Regions from separate parts of the Homo sapiens genome. Here region 2 is linked to region 1. The links are chromatin contacts, found by Hi-C or POLR2A ChIA-PET in ENCODE. All regions are on one chromosome and are shown on one strand. The core of a region is the stretch at or near the end of the contact, and the rest is flanking DNA. Distances in the headings are between cores, read along the strand shown.

Region 1 (7,049 bases), core at 1,227-3,726:
TAGCCTTGATATATAGTAACAGTTCAAAGTGCAAATGTGGCATAAAGGCTCTCTTTAAGCCACATGGACATTATTCATTAGACATAGTAAAATCCAGTAGTATCTTAGATTTTCTCCACAGAATCTAGTACGGGGACTTAGATTCCCCACTATTCAGCTTTCTCCAACAATAAATAGGCTTTCATCTCATGAGCTTCCTTCTCATCTTCCCTATGGAAGAATTTATTTCTGTTTCTGTAGCAACTCAACTTAGGTAGCAAGATGCAAGGAATGCCACCTCTCTCTTTTTTTTTTTTTTTTTTTTTTGAGACTGGGTCTTGCTCTGTTGCCCAGGCTGGCGTGCAGTGGCACGATCTCAGCTCACTGCCACCTCCGCCTCCCAGTTCAAGCAATTCTTGTGCCTCAGCCTCTCCCGAGTAGCTGGGACCACAGGTGTGCACCCATCACGCCTGGCCAATTTTTTGTGTTTTTAGTAGAGATGGGGTTTTGCCATGTTGGCCAGGCTGGTCTGGAACTCCTGGCCTTAAGTGATTCTCCCACCTCAGCCTCCGAAAGTGCTGGGATTACGGGTGTGAGCCACCATGCTGGCTGGAATGCCACCGCTCTTAATGCTATAAAACTCAGGACCTTCAAGGTTAAGCAGTGCAAGGAGACTTTCCACGCGGGCAGGGGTGGTCAGCCTCATTGCCTATCTGCCTTCGTGGAGTTCCACTTTACTGTGGGGTTCTCGGGCTCCACTCCTCTGGTTCCTCGAGGGCAGTCCCCGGGGCTGCTGCTCTGTGGGATGCTGTGGCCCGTGTGGGGTTCATGTTAGCACAGCTGAGAGAGGCAGGGCCCCTCAAAGGAACTTGCCTGAGCTCTAAGGGAAAACAAGATGGAAATAAACACGGAGAGCCTAAGAAACACAAAACAGCCTGGCTCCGGAGGGCGGGGCTCTCACTCTGCCCACTCCCCTCTGTCCTGGAAACTGAGAGGAGGTAGGAAGCCCCCCTATAGCTGCAGGCTGCTGACAGCTTTGCCTGGGTGGCTTTCCAGCTCTGACAGCTCTTGAGCTCTTAATTCTTCACTCCTTTTGAAAATAAAGGCTGAGTCTTAGCCCCTGCTGGGTCCCTCTCCATTCTGAGGACCTGTCTCTTCTCTAGGTGTTTGATACCAGAAATGCTCTCACACAATAGATGAGACTTCTGTTCCTACATAGAAGGAGGTGGCTTTGTCCTCAGGGCCATAATAGTTTAACAGTCTTTTAATAAGATATAATAATTCATATAACAGAAATTAAACAGGCACAATAATGATGAGGGGAGATTTTTCTCCCTTTGGCAATAGTGGTTTGAGCCATTCGTTTGTTATTTCAGCTTTTCTAGGGTCAATTAACTGAGCACCTATTATGTGCTAGTCATTGTAGTAGGCTATAGGGATATAAGAAATAAGGCATAGTCCCTGCCCTGAAGGAGCCTGCAGCCTGGTCAACTAAGGCAGGTGTGCAAACAATAAGCATAATAGAAGATTGTGCTGTGACAGCTACATGAGGCCCAGTGGAAGGACAAAAGAGAAGGGCATCAGTTCTTTGAAGGAGAGGGTTGGAGGGCGGTTTGGACCAGGAAAAACTTCATTGACACCAAAATGCTTCCGTTGAATCCTGAAGGGTGACTAGGTCATTATTTTGGGAAACGATGCTGGAGAAAGCAGCTGAGGAGGAGGAAACAGCATAGGTCAAAACATGGAGAATAAAGTCCCTTGGCCTACTGAGGAGGTACAAGTGGTGTGGGTGGTCCATGCAGGGCCAGGGCTGACAAGAGATGCAGCAGGAGCCAGGCTGTGTAGGTTGAGTGGGTAAGCCAAGGAGTTTGGGTGGAATGCAGAGAGAAGGGGTGGGTGGAAGAGCCAGCCGTCTTCAGGGGATGGTGGTACTTGGGAGTAAGACAGAACAGTGGTTCTCACTGTGGCCCACAGACCAAGAGCATCATCATCATCTGAGAACTTGTTAAAAATGCAGATTCTCAGGCCGTGCCCTAGACCAATGGAATCGGAGTTTTTGCAGGTGGGGCTTCACAGTCTTTTGTAACAAGTCTTCTAGGTGAGTCTGATGCTTGTTCAAGTTTAAGGACTACTGAGATAGAGAATATGGGAAGAGCTAGAGGGGCATCAGTTTTGTGGAGGAAAGATGGTCAATCCGGACTTGAGTGTGTTGACTTCGAAGTGACACGTGGAGCTATCAAAGTGCAGTCCCAGGACCCACCACATCAGCTTCATCTGGGAGCTTGTTACAAATGAAGCAGAGGCCTGTGCTAGACCCGCTGAAGCAGAAGCTGGATTTTAGTGAGACCCCCGGGTGACTTATGTGCACTTTTCAGGCTCTAGTCTGGAGGTTAGCTAGGCACATGGGGTTGATGCTCGGGAGAGGGATCTTGGCAGGAAACAGAAAGGCGGGAGTTGTCAGTTCCAGGTGATGATTGCAGATGACACATTTCCAGGGTGAGTGTGTAGGGAGGGAGACTGGATGGAGTGACTTTGCTTGAGTCATGCTGACTGCTTAGCATTATCTTTGTAGAGCTGTGGAAGATCACACATAACCAGCCCTGGATGGCAGCCAGCCTGTTGTAAGGAAAACATGCTGTTTGCAGCCATTATCTCAACAACTATTATAGCAACAGCAATTTTCCCAGACGCCCGTTGGATGAACTGGGCCTGGAACCTGGACTTAGAACCCTTACTGTGCACTGTCATGTTCTTCTCATAGAGCCCTACTTTATGGTGGTGTGGGGGCGGGGTGGGGGTGTTCCATGTACTTACGTTGTCAGGGCTGGAAATGTGAACAAGTGGAAAAAAAAATCACACATGATGCTCAATAGGCACTCATAGAAGTTGCTCAATAAAGGTTTGTTAAATATTGTTGAAACAAATCATTAAAAATTGCTTTCAGATTTAAAAAATGCATTTCTATCAGTAAGTTCAATTTGACTTTACAACATCCTTGTAAGTAAACATGCTTTCTTAAAAAAAACTTTATTGAGATATAACTTACATACCGTAAAAATCACCATTTAAAAATACTATGTAACTCAATAGTTTTTGGTATATTTACAAGGTTGTGTGACTATCACGACTATCTAATTGCAGAACAGTTCCATCATCCTAAAAAGACACTCCATCCCTTTAGCAGTCACTCTCTTTTCCCCTCTCTCCCCAATCCCTGGAAACCACTCTCTGTCTCTATGGATTTGCCTATTCTAGACATTCTATAGAAATGGAATCATATGTGTCTGGCTTCTTTCACTTCTTTCACTTAGAATATTTTGTAGGTTTATCTATGTTACAGTATATATCAGCACTTATGGCTGAATAATAATCCACTCTGTGGGTATACCAATGTTTTATTTCTCTCTACATCAGTTGATAGGCATTTGGGTTGTTTCTGCATTTTTGGCTATTATGAATAATGTAGCTATGAACATTCATGTATAAGTTTATATACAAATGTATGTTTTCATTTCTCTTGGGCATATACCTAGGACTGCAATTGCTAGGTCTTGTGGTAACACTACATTTAGTCTTTTGAGGAGCTCCGAGATAGTTTTCCAAAGTGACTACACCATTTTACCTACCCACTAGGAATGTATGAGGTTACCAATTTATCTTTCCCAACACACTATTATCTGTCTTTTTTGAGTATAGCCATCCTAGTGAACATGAAATGGTCATGCTCTCATTTTACAGCTAAGAAAACTGAAGGTGCATTATTTGCCAAAGTTGGTAGAGCTATTAAATAGCCAAACTAGAGCTTTTCTTACATAAAGGCAAATACTTGTATGATGCATACTCTGTGTGAAGCATTAGGTCATTTGCTCTTAAGTCATTTAATCTTTGTAACTATCTATAACAAAGGTACTATTATTGTGTTTATTTGTAAATGAATACAAGGCCAGAACTGGGCTTGGAGTGCAGCTAGGGAGGTTCTTAGGGTGCAACATTTAAGAAGACATTACTCTCAGGTTCCTACCAGCACTTCCACGACCCTGACTGTTATCTCCTTAAATATTGCATCCTAGTTGCTTCACTGGCCTCATCTTAATCCTGGTCCTGTTTGAAGAAACTGAGGCATACAAAGATTGGGTAACTTACCCAAAGTTTCCAAACTAGCAAGTAGCAGAGCTGGGATTCAAACCCCAGAAAGCTGGCCTCAGGGTCCATGTCGTGAACCACTAGCCTACACTGACTCCCACATCTCTGATCTGCAAACTGTGCCTTTTCCATTTCTTTCTCAAGACATAACTTTCAGAAATTAGCCAGTGCTTTGACAAGTGGAGCACCTAAAGTAAAATCCCAGAGATGGGTTCTGGGGAGACTAAGCCGAACTACTCAACAGCTCCCCTGGGCGCCTACCACATGATTCTCCTGAAGGAGTTTACTGGCCACACAGATCGCCTCGCCACATCTGTACTTATCATAGCTCTGCATAAATCTCCCCAGTTCCGTGGAGGCCCCCCTGCAAGCGGCCAGATGGACTCTGTCCTGTTGGAGAAGAGGCCATTCAGACCCGTCAGGATTATTAGCTCTGACCAGCTGTAAGGAAAACAAACGTTCTCCTGGCCAAGCCAGAATGAATCTGCCACTTGTCCAAATGTTCTGAGTCAAATACCTAGAAATCAGATCTCTCATAAACACACCCAATTTGGTAGCTCATGCTCTTTGGTCTTTTAGAATTAACTGGTCATTTGCATTCATTTCGTCACCTTTCCAATGCTGTTGCTCTGTCATTGGGTTTTGAATGGTTCTCCAATTTAGGCAGAGCTTCCCACAAGGCAATATGAATACAAAAATATACATTGGTGCTTGTATATTTTACCCCCTCAGGCCTTTGGGAAGATGTTTACACAAGTCATCAGCCAACAGCAGGTTCTTCTTCTGCTCCCCAAGAGGAAGCTCAAGTCAGTTTTGGTTCATCAGTGCTGAGTGAGCTCCAGCAGGGCAGCCTGTCCCGGGCCAGCAGATCTTTTGTATCTGCCTCAAACTCAGAGGTTTTTGGTTTGAATTTCATTGCCATTTTTCCTTCATTAAAAATGGTAATTTGCAGTGTTGAATTTTCACCCTTTTGTTTGGAATTTCTATTTTATTCTATGACTGATTATCAAAGCTGTGGGTCTGTGGACCAGCAGCATTGGCATCTCCCAGGAGCTTGTTGGAAATGCAGACTCTCAGGCTGCACCCTAGATGTCCTAGATCCAGAATTTGCAACTTAACAAGATCCCAGGTGATGCCTGTGAACACTCAAGTTTGAGAAGTGCTATTCCACATGTCCATTTCTCTGTTACCTTCAGCTAGGGTCTCCATTCAGTACTTACTTTGAGGCTAAAATTTTTTGGTAGACTTTCAGATCTTAAAAAAACACACATACGCAGAAATTCTTTCCTTTGCCTTTGCATGATGTCATTCATTTTACCTGGCCTGCCACAAGAAAGAAAAAGGCAAATTATATCCAAGTTTTATATATATGTGTATACACACACACACACACACACACACACACACACACACACACATATATACATATATATGACTAACTTCTTAATTGCATCTCTTAAAACCCCCATCGTTAACAGAGTCCCAAGTGTTGCCAAGATTAATTGAGAAAGACCTAAATGCAAAATAAACACTGTGGCGTGGTTTAATTCCATATCAGCTAAGAATGAAGGTGCAATTAGTAATAAAGATGTTAATAATTAGTTGTGGTCTATTAAATTTTATGTTCAGTAATTATGTGGAGAGTGAAGAAAGAATTTTCTCATGAGGGCAGAAATCAATGTTTCACCTTGATTGCTATTTTAATGTGCTTATTTTAATGGGGCCATCCTGTAGAAACCCTTGGGCACATTTCCAATTTTACGTAAATGTAGAATTAATTATTATGGAAGCATATAATTTTAGAGTTGGAGCGACCTTGGCGGTCATTTAATCCAGCTCAGTCATCTTAAAAGTAAGTAAGAGTTAGTTGACTTACTTAAGTCCTTCCACAGAGATTTGGAACCTGCGCTCCTCAACTCTAATGCCAGTGAAGGCGAAACCTTTTCTGATCCCTTCAGACAGAAGTGCTTTTTCTTGCCTCAGAATTTCCCAAAGCAACATTTATTGTATGGCCTCTAAGGCCCTTACCCCGCCCTGCATTGTGATCTAGTTGCTTTCAGTTGTAAGGTTGGGGTCTTGAAAACTATGGATGATTAATTTTTGTATTTCTTCATCATTGCTAACTCTGTGTTTTGCAAAGAGTAGTTGCACAATAAATATTCATGCAGTGGTGTTCTGGAGCTGGTTTTTACCTGCTCACCAGAGCTCACTGTGTCTTCACATTGGTAGCTTGATATCAGCCATGATGGAAGTATTTACACCATAGGAGTGGGCAAATGCTACAAATCAGGGCTTCTACCCTGTCCTGCCCACGTCCCCCGCCCCACCCCACCTCAGGGCAGTGGGTCTTTACAAAAATCTAAAGATCTAAACCAGGCTTGTCCAACCCATGGCCCATGGGCGTCATGTGGCCCAGGATGGCTTTGAATGCAGCCCAACACAAATTCGTAAACTTTCTTAAAACATTATGAGATTTTTTTTTGCAATATATTTTTTTAGCTCATCAACTGTCATTAGTGTTACTGTATTTTATGTGTGACCCAAGACAATTCTTCTAAACCAATGTGAAGATGGCCATTTACCCATTGCTTTGCCTGGGCTACTTCAAGAGTGGTGAAGGAGCCAAGTATTTAACGCCCTTGAATATTTTCAGGATTAAAGTCAGTGCAAGTGAGGCCTTGGGACTGCACTAGAATTTGGTTGCTTATCTAAGTTCCATTACGTAGAAAAGCTCTTTGAGTATGAATAGTGAAGGAAACAGGGTCTGAAATATCACAGTTAGTTGAAGGAGCAAAAAATACATGATTAGAAAAAAAAAGTGAACAGGAAAGTTTCCTGTGGCTGAAATTGCAATCATATGTTTGTACTTCTCTGAAAACCTTCAGTGGCTCCCAGTGACCTACAAAAATGCCCAGACTCTTTGCATA
Region 2 (7,049 bases), core at 2,740-5,239, 57 kb after region 1:
CCCATGTAGTTACAACTGAACTTTTAAATAGTTATTGTTTACATTATGACTATGGAAAAAATAGTTCACTACAGTTCTTTCATATGTTATCACATATATCACTTTCTAAACATTTCTATATATCTGTATTAGTCAGGGTTCTCCAGAGAAACAAAACCAATAGTATGCATATATAGAAATAGGTTCATTATAAGGAACAGGCTCACATAGTTAGGGAGGCTGAGAAGTCCCAAGATCTACATTTGGCAAGTTGGAGACCCAGGAGAGTCGATGTTGTGTTCCAGTCTGAAAGCCTGAAGTCTTGAGACCCAGCCAATAATTCAGTTCAAGTCTGAAGGCAGGAAGAGACAAATTCCAACACAAGCAATCAGGCAGGAGGAGTTCCCTCTTACTTGAGGGAGGGTCAGCCTTTTTGTTCTATTCTGGCCTTAAGCTGATTGGATGATGCCCACCCACCTTGAGGAGGGCCGTCTGCTTTATTCAGTCTACTGATTCCAATGTTAATCTTGTCCAGAAACACCCTCAAAGACACACATATTATTACCAGAATAATGCTTGACCAAATATCTGGGCACCCTATGACCCAGTGAAGTTGACACATAAAATTAATCACTGCAATATCTTTCTGACATCTATCCATTTTTCTGAGTACTCAAACACATAACCTACCATTTGCATTTTGCTTTTTCTTGGAGGCCTCCTACCCTTAGTCTTCCACCCTCCTACTCCAGTCTGGACTAGTTGTGTTCTAGGCTGGGAGCATAGCTAGCATCCTCTATTGTGGTGGCCCCTGTCTACCACATCCTGCTTTCTTGGTTACTGAAAGCACATCCTCTAATAGCTTCTCAAGAAAGGGTGCGAGGGAAGTATTGTTTTAGCTTCTGCATATCTAAAATGTGTTGATTGCACCCTAGACTTGACATAATTAAACCAGTTTTGGAAATCAGTGTTGGAAATCATTTGTTTCTTAGAGTTCTGAAGGTATTCCACCATTGTCTTCCAGCATTCTGCTTGTGGTAAGACCAATGCCATCCTGATGCTCTTTGTTTTGTGTGTGATTGAATTTTGCCTCTGGATGCTTTTCAGGTCTTCGGTTGATTTCTGGCATTCCGGTACGTTGTGATGAGGTATCTCGGGGAGGGCCTTTGAATATCCATTGTCTCCTATGCATCCCTTTTGATGAACCCTTTCAAGGTAGAAACTCATGCTTGTGTAGTTTCTTCCAATATTTCTTTGATACTTTCCTTCTTTGTATATTCTCTGTTCTTTATTTCTGGAATGCTGTTTTGGACAGCATCTCAAATTTCCTTGTCTTTCCTATTTTCTGTTTTTATTTTTGGTTCTCCTTTCTGTGGTATTTGCTCGACTGTCTTCTAAATTCTCTGTTGAATTCTTTAATTTTTATGACCATGTAATTTCTAAGACCTTTCTAGTTTCTGATTATTTCCTTCACATAGCATTCTGTTCTTGTTTCATGGATGCACTATCTTAACATACTTTAATTAACATTCTTTAAGAATATAACAGGATTTTTTTTTTTTTTTTTTTGAGACGGAGTCTTGCTCTGTCGCCCAGGCTGGAGCACAGTGGTGCGATCTCAGCTCACTGCAAGCTCCGCCTCCCGGGTTCACACCATTCTCCTGCCTCAGCCTCCCGAGTAGCTGGGACTACAGGCACCCACCACCACGCCCGGCTGATTTTTTGTATTTTTAGTAGAGACAGGGTTTCACTGTGTTAGCCAGGATGGTCTTGATCTCCTGACCTTGTGATCCGCCCATCTTGGCCTCCCAAAGTGCTGGGATTACGGGCATGAGCCACCGCACCTGGCCAAATATAACAGGACTTTTGAAGTTCTTTTTATTTTCCCTGCCTATCCCCTCACCTCCAAGTTCTTTTTGTGTTTGTGTTAACCCTGCCTTTCTTGTCAGGGGCTTTCCCCAGATGGCTGTCAGCTTTTAGAGTATATCCATATTGGACAGGTCGAAAGTTCTACGTGCATGTGCTGCAGATGCCCTGTGCCGTGCAGCTCAGCATGCATAGGTGGGGTAGTTGGTTGATGAGCTTTTCTTTAGGAGAACAGATTTTGAGCTATCTTTTTTTGTTGGAACCCTGCACACAACTGTCATTATGTAGATGGTTTTCCTCTCAGGTGGTTGGTTTTCTCCAGAGAAGAACCCTTGAATCTCCTGCCTGTGGAGGTGGACGTGTGGTTGGTGTTCTGGGTGCCCCTTGCCCTGAGCTCTGTTCTCCATGGTGCCTGTTTCCTGGGTCTGCAGCCCCTTCTCAGTTTCTCTGAAGAGTAAACCTCTCCCCTGCTTGGGGAGGAGCATGGGGGTTACGTAGTAGCCTGGCTGCATAACATGGGCTTAGTAGCTCAGTTTTCCATCATGAACCAGAGCCTCATCTTTCATGGTTCCTGTGCCTCCGAGGGCTGGGCTACTGGGGTGTCTGTCAGTCCAGATGGCTTTGTTCTCAAGTTTCCTCCACAGTGGATATGAATGTTTGCAACTTACACTCAATTACAACGCTTTCCTCTACTTTTCTCCAAGTTTGCTGAAATCTTTATTTGTGGATATCTCCTCTCTTTTTGCTTTGTCCTCATAGGTTAAAACGTTTTAAAATTCCCTAACAGTAGGAAATTTAGTAGGGTTTTGGAAGGGAGAGGAGGTGTAAGATGGTCACTCTTCCATGTTTAACTGGAAGTGGAAAGTCTAGGCTTTTGCTTCAGGCCTGGGAGGTGCACATGAAACAGTCCCTCCCAGTGGCTGCCTGGGGGGTCCCTGAAGGGTGTGAGACCACCGTGAATCCTGGGGCAGGGCACTTGCAGTACATGTGCTATGTGTTTGCTAGTATTGTTTTAGATGTTTGATCTCCTAGCCTTTGCTTTTCTTTGTATTTTTCCTGCTTTAGTCCATTTCCCTTCTAGCTCCTTCTGTTCTCATTTATCTTCTGCTGCTGCTTGGAGTTACATTTTCAGCAAGTCTGTAACACCTCTCTGAACCAAAGGCTCTCAAGTTCATCTTTCTTTCTCCAAGCCTACGCCTGTGCTGCTGTCATGAGTGGCGAGCTTCTGTTTCTTCTGTCTTCTTGTCAGTCCCAAGTGCCCTTTTACAGAGAATGCCTGTTTTTCACTGTCTAGCTCAGTTACCAGGAGTCCCTGTGAATGACACCCACAGGTCCCTCAAAGAAGTCAGATTTCTCTTGGACCTGATAAAGCAAACAAAATGTGACCCAAGCAGGCTGAGTTGGACGGGTCCCTTCTTACCTTCGCCCTCTGCCATGTTGACATTCTTATCTGATGGCACAGGCTGGGAGTTCAGGATCCACTTAGATGGGGTCCGTTCAGGGGATACCAGCGTTCACATTTTTCCTTTTAAGAAAGGGTCTTGGCCTGAATGTTCCCCATCCGGACACAGGCTGCATGTCTCTGTGAGTGTCAAAGCTGCCATGACCATCTCGGTAACCTACTCTTACTCCACAATGTCTATATTCACTGCAGGGCTCTATGATTAGTCCATAATGTAAATGCCTGGCCCAAGACGTATGGCCTGAGTTTATCCAAGGCCCAAACGATTACCAAACATTCCTCTTAGATAGAAGACAGATTTCTTTCCCTTGGCAAAGATCTTCTACTAAGATATGTTACAGGATGTTTTACATTCTCTTGGTCTTATAATAACACCACGCCCAATCCAGTATTTGATGCGTCGGTGGTCACTCGGAAGGTTGTTATTTTAAAAATACTTATTGTTCTCAGTCTGCAGTTCTCACAGCTGTAAAAAAAAAAAAAAAAAATACAGTCTTGTTTCCACCTTTCCAGAGTTTTATGGCACCTGGGAACTGGGATCAAGCTGGGACTGGGTCCAAGATTGGGGTGGGTGAGTGGCGCTTGCGTCAGGGAATGTGAGTGCCCTGCAGGCTGGAAGGGATGCTCTGGTTGTAGCCTTAAGATAAACAGATTGGGCTGGACATCTGTGGTTTCAGATTAGGCAGGAAGGAAATCATCTCCTACCTGGATTACTCAATATCTTCCTTACTGGTCCTGCAGTGATCCTGGGAGGGTGATATGATCGGCTTTGTTTACAGATGGATGAACCAGATGAGTCCCTAGGAAGTGAAGTGACTGGCCCAGGATCACGATGAACTCTCAAGGCCAAGTTTGAACCCAGGCCTTCTGACTCCAAGCCTGTAGTCCTTTCACTGGCCTACAGCTGCTTCCTGAGCCCCTTTCCTGGTTCAGTCAGGCAAAACAAACCAGCTTCCTGCGAGTTAAGGGGGAAAAGGGTTTAATGGGGACTGACTCATTGAGATTGGCAGTCCCCTTTGGTTAATTTCATCAGGTCATCTCCTAGCGTTCCATTTCCTTTTGTGGAGACACAGATCAGAGGCAATCTGGCTCTGTATGAACTCACTTTGTGACTCTGGGTGAATCATTTCCCTCTCTGGGTTTCAGGTTCCTCATTGCACAGTAAGTATATTGGAATTCAGTGGTTCTCAAATCTGCTGGAACGTCAGAATCACCTGGGGACATTTTCTTTAAAAAAAAAAAGCCAGCTCTATTGAGTCACATTTTACAATCAATGAGTTTTAGTAAGTTTACCAAGTTGTGCAACTATCAGCATAAATCAGTATTAGAACATTTTTATCATGTCAGTAATATCCCCATCCACTCCCACTCCCTGCCCTAGGCAACAAGTAAGCTATGTACTTTCTGCCCCTGTAGATTTACCTTTTCTGGATGTTTCACATAAATAGAATCATGCACTGTGTGGTCTCTTGCATCTGGCTTCTGTTACTTAATATAACATACTTGAGGTTCATTAATACTGTAGCATGTATTGATAGCCTATTCCTTTCTATTGCTCAATAATATGGCAATTGTATGATATGTCACATGTTATTTATCTACTTATCAGTTGATGGATATTTGATCCAGTTGATGAGTCATGAATGATGCTGCTTAGAACATTCATGGACACATTTTTGTGAGGGCGTATGTTTTCATTTCTCTTGCGTATATACCTAGAAGTGGAATTACTGGGTCAAATGGTAACTCTTATGTGTAACTTTTCAGGAAATAGCCAAACTGTTTCCCAAAGTGTCTGTACCATTTTACATTCCCATCAACAATAGATAAGGGTTACCCTCTGGAGAGCTTTTTAAAAATTGTCATTTCTGTGCCCTACCCACCTGAGGTCTGGCATGGGGCCCAGGAATCTGCATTTTATGAGCTCCCCAGGTAATTCAGATACATCTGGTTCGTGGATATGTGTTTCGGCCCACTAAGACCGGATGACCTCTGAAGCCTCCCTAAGGCCTGTTGTCTCTATTAGTCTGTGCCTCTCGGGCAAGACGCACCTTCCTGCCAAGTCTCTCTGGGTGTTTGTCTTTGGATCAGAGAATCAGTACGCAGAGCAGGGCTGAGGGAGTTGGCCAAGCAGCGTGCATAACTCTGCGCAGCACCTGTCCTGCATTATCCTCCACACTGGCCAAGGCTTTGTGTCCCTGGCTTCATGGACATAAAATTTTATCACAGGTTTTTATGTGTTATCACATTGTAAAAGTGCCATAAAATCAAGGGTCCAGTTTTCAGTGCATCTGAAAACGTCGTATTCCTTTAAGTTATAATCTTGGTTGCAGTCATTTTGGTAACTTGTTGAGAAGCCTCATCCCGACCCTGCCATTTATTAGCTATAACTAGATTTTTAATTGCTCCGAGCCTCTGTTTTCTCATCTGCAAAATGAGATTAATAACATCGACATCATGAAGTCTCTTGAAAGGATTAAATGAGATAACCTGTGAAATGCTACTGTAATGGACCTCAGTGCTCTTTTCTTTCTTTTGGCTGTTTCTGCCCCATCCCTGCTTCCATTATTATACATCTTTTCATGAGCTTATTGCCCATTTATATGTCTTCTATTGTTTTTAATGAGGTGAAATTCACATAGCATAATATTAACCCATTTCCTTCACATCCTTGTTATTTATTTTTTTTTAATTATATCCATCCTAGTAGTGGGTGTGAAGTGGTATTCATTGTGGTTCTGATTTGCATTTCTTGAATGGCTAATGATGTTGAGCTTCTTTTCATGTTTTTGTGTGCTTATTGGCCATTCATATATCTTATTTGCAGAAAAATATTTATTCAAGTCCTTTGCTCTCCTCTTCTTTTTTTTGTTTGTTTGTTTGTTTGTTTGTTTGTTTCTGAGACGGAATCTCGCTCTGTAACCCAGACTGGAGTGCAGTGGCGCAATCTCAGCTCACTGCAACCTCTGCCTCCCAGGTTCAAGTGATTCTCCTGCCCCAGCCTCCTGAGTAGCTGGGATTACAGGCACGTGCCCCCATGCCTGGCTAATTTTTGTATTCTTAGTAGAGACAGGGTTTCACCATGTTGGTCAGGCTGGTCTTGAACTCCTGACCTTGTGATCCGCCTGCCTTGGCCTCCCAAAGTGCTGGGATTACAGACGTGAGCTACCACGCTCGGCCTTTTCCTCCTCCTTTTTAAAGACAGTAGGGTGGTCTCACTATGTTGCCCAGGCTGGATTCCACCTTCTGGACTTAAGCAATCCTTCCACCTCAGCCTCTCAAGTAGCTGGGACTACAGCTGCACACGACTGCACCCTGCTCTTTTGCCTATTTTTAAATTGGGTTGTATGTCTTTTTGTTGTTCAGTTTTGAGAGTTTTTTTGTGTGTTCTGGATACTGGAACCTTATCAGATATATAATTTGCAAACATTTTCCCATTCTGCCATTTGTCTTTTCACTTTCTTGATAGTCCTTTGATGCACAAAAATTTTTATTTTGATGGTTTATCTGTTTTTTTCCTTTCGTTGCTCATATTTTTGGTGTCGTATCTAAGAATTCATTGCCCAAATCTAAGGATGTAAAGATTTACCCTTGTGTTTTCTTCTAAGAGTTTTATAATTTTAGCACTTAAATTTAGGTCTTTGATTCATTTTGAGTTAATTTTTGTATATGGTGTAAGGTAGGGTTCTAACTTCATTTTTTGGAGGGGCTATTCAGTTGTCCCAGCATGATTTGTTGAAGG

What was found. Hi-C counts contacts between places; a loop is a spot of excess contacts on that map. ChIA-PET counts read pairs that join two places held with the same protein, here RNA polymerase II (POLR2A). Pooled maps may share reads with other maps.
Region 2: a map of endothelial cell of umbilical vein shows a loop between it and region 1 (9-fold over the local background). The contact joins two enhancer-like sites. A Hi-C loop is called at or near these places in 5 of 168 maps with a recorded cell type or tissue (GM12878, MCF 10A, PC-3 and 2 more) and 2 of 50 pooled maps. POLR2A ChIA-PET finds 5 or more read pairs at or near these places in 5 of 52 experiments (A549, AG04449, AG04450 and 2 more).

What each region holds. Positions count from the first base shown.
Region 1 is chr15:71,235,300-71,242,348 of GRCh38, forward strand. All of the region lies in intron 4 of THSD4 (thrombospondin type 1 domain containing 4), which reads left to right. Among named protein-coding and RNA genes, the nearest start is that of THSD4-AS1, 50 kb to the left of the region's middle. Within about 2 kb of position 2,477, at least 8 of the 41 ENCODE cell types and tissues checked have a DNase peak (open chromatin) inside an H3K27ac peak, as active enhancers do; they include PC-3 and endothelial cell of umbilical vein, where a contact is called at or near this core.
Region 2 is chr15:71,291,147-71,298,195 of GRCh38, forward strand. All of the region lies in intron 6 of THSD4 (thrombospondin type 1 domain containing 4), which reads left to right. It overlaps LOC124903520 (a long non-coding RNA gene), which reads right to left. Exons shown (of 2, transcript XR_007064700.1): 1 at 4,013-7,049; 2 at 1-3,773. LOC124903521 (a long non-coding RNA gene) reads left to right here. Exons shown (of 2, transcript XR_007064701.1): 2 at 1-657. Among named protein-coding and RNA genes, the nearest start is that of THSD4-AS1, 110 kb to the left of the region's middle. RefSeq lists an enhancer at 3,715-4,914 and a silencer at 4,164-4,458. Within about 2 kb of position 3,990, at least 17 of the 41 ENCODE cell types and tissues checked have a DNase peak (open chromatin) inside an H3K27ac peak, as active enhancers do; they include PC-3 and endothelial cell of umbilical vein, where a contact is called at or near this core.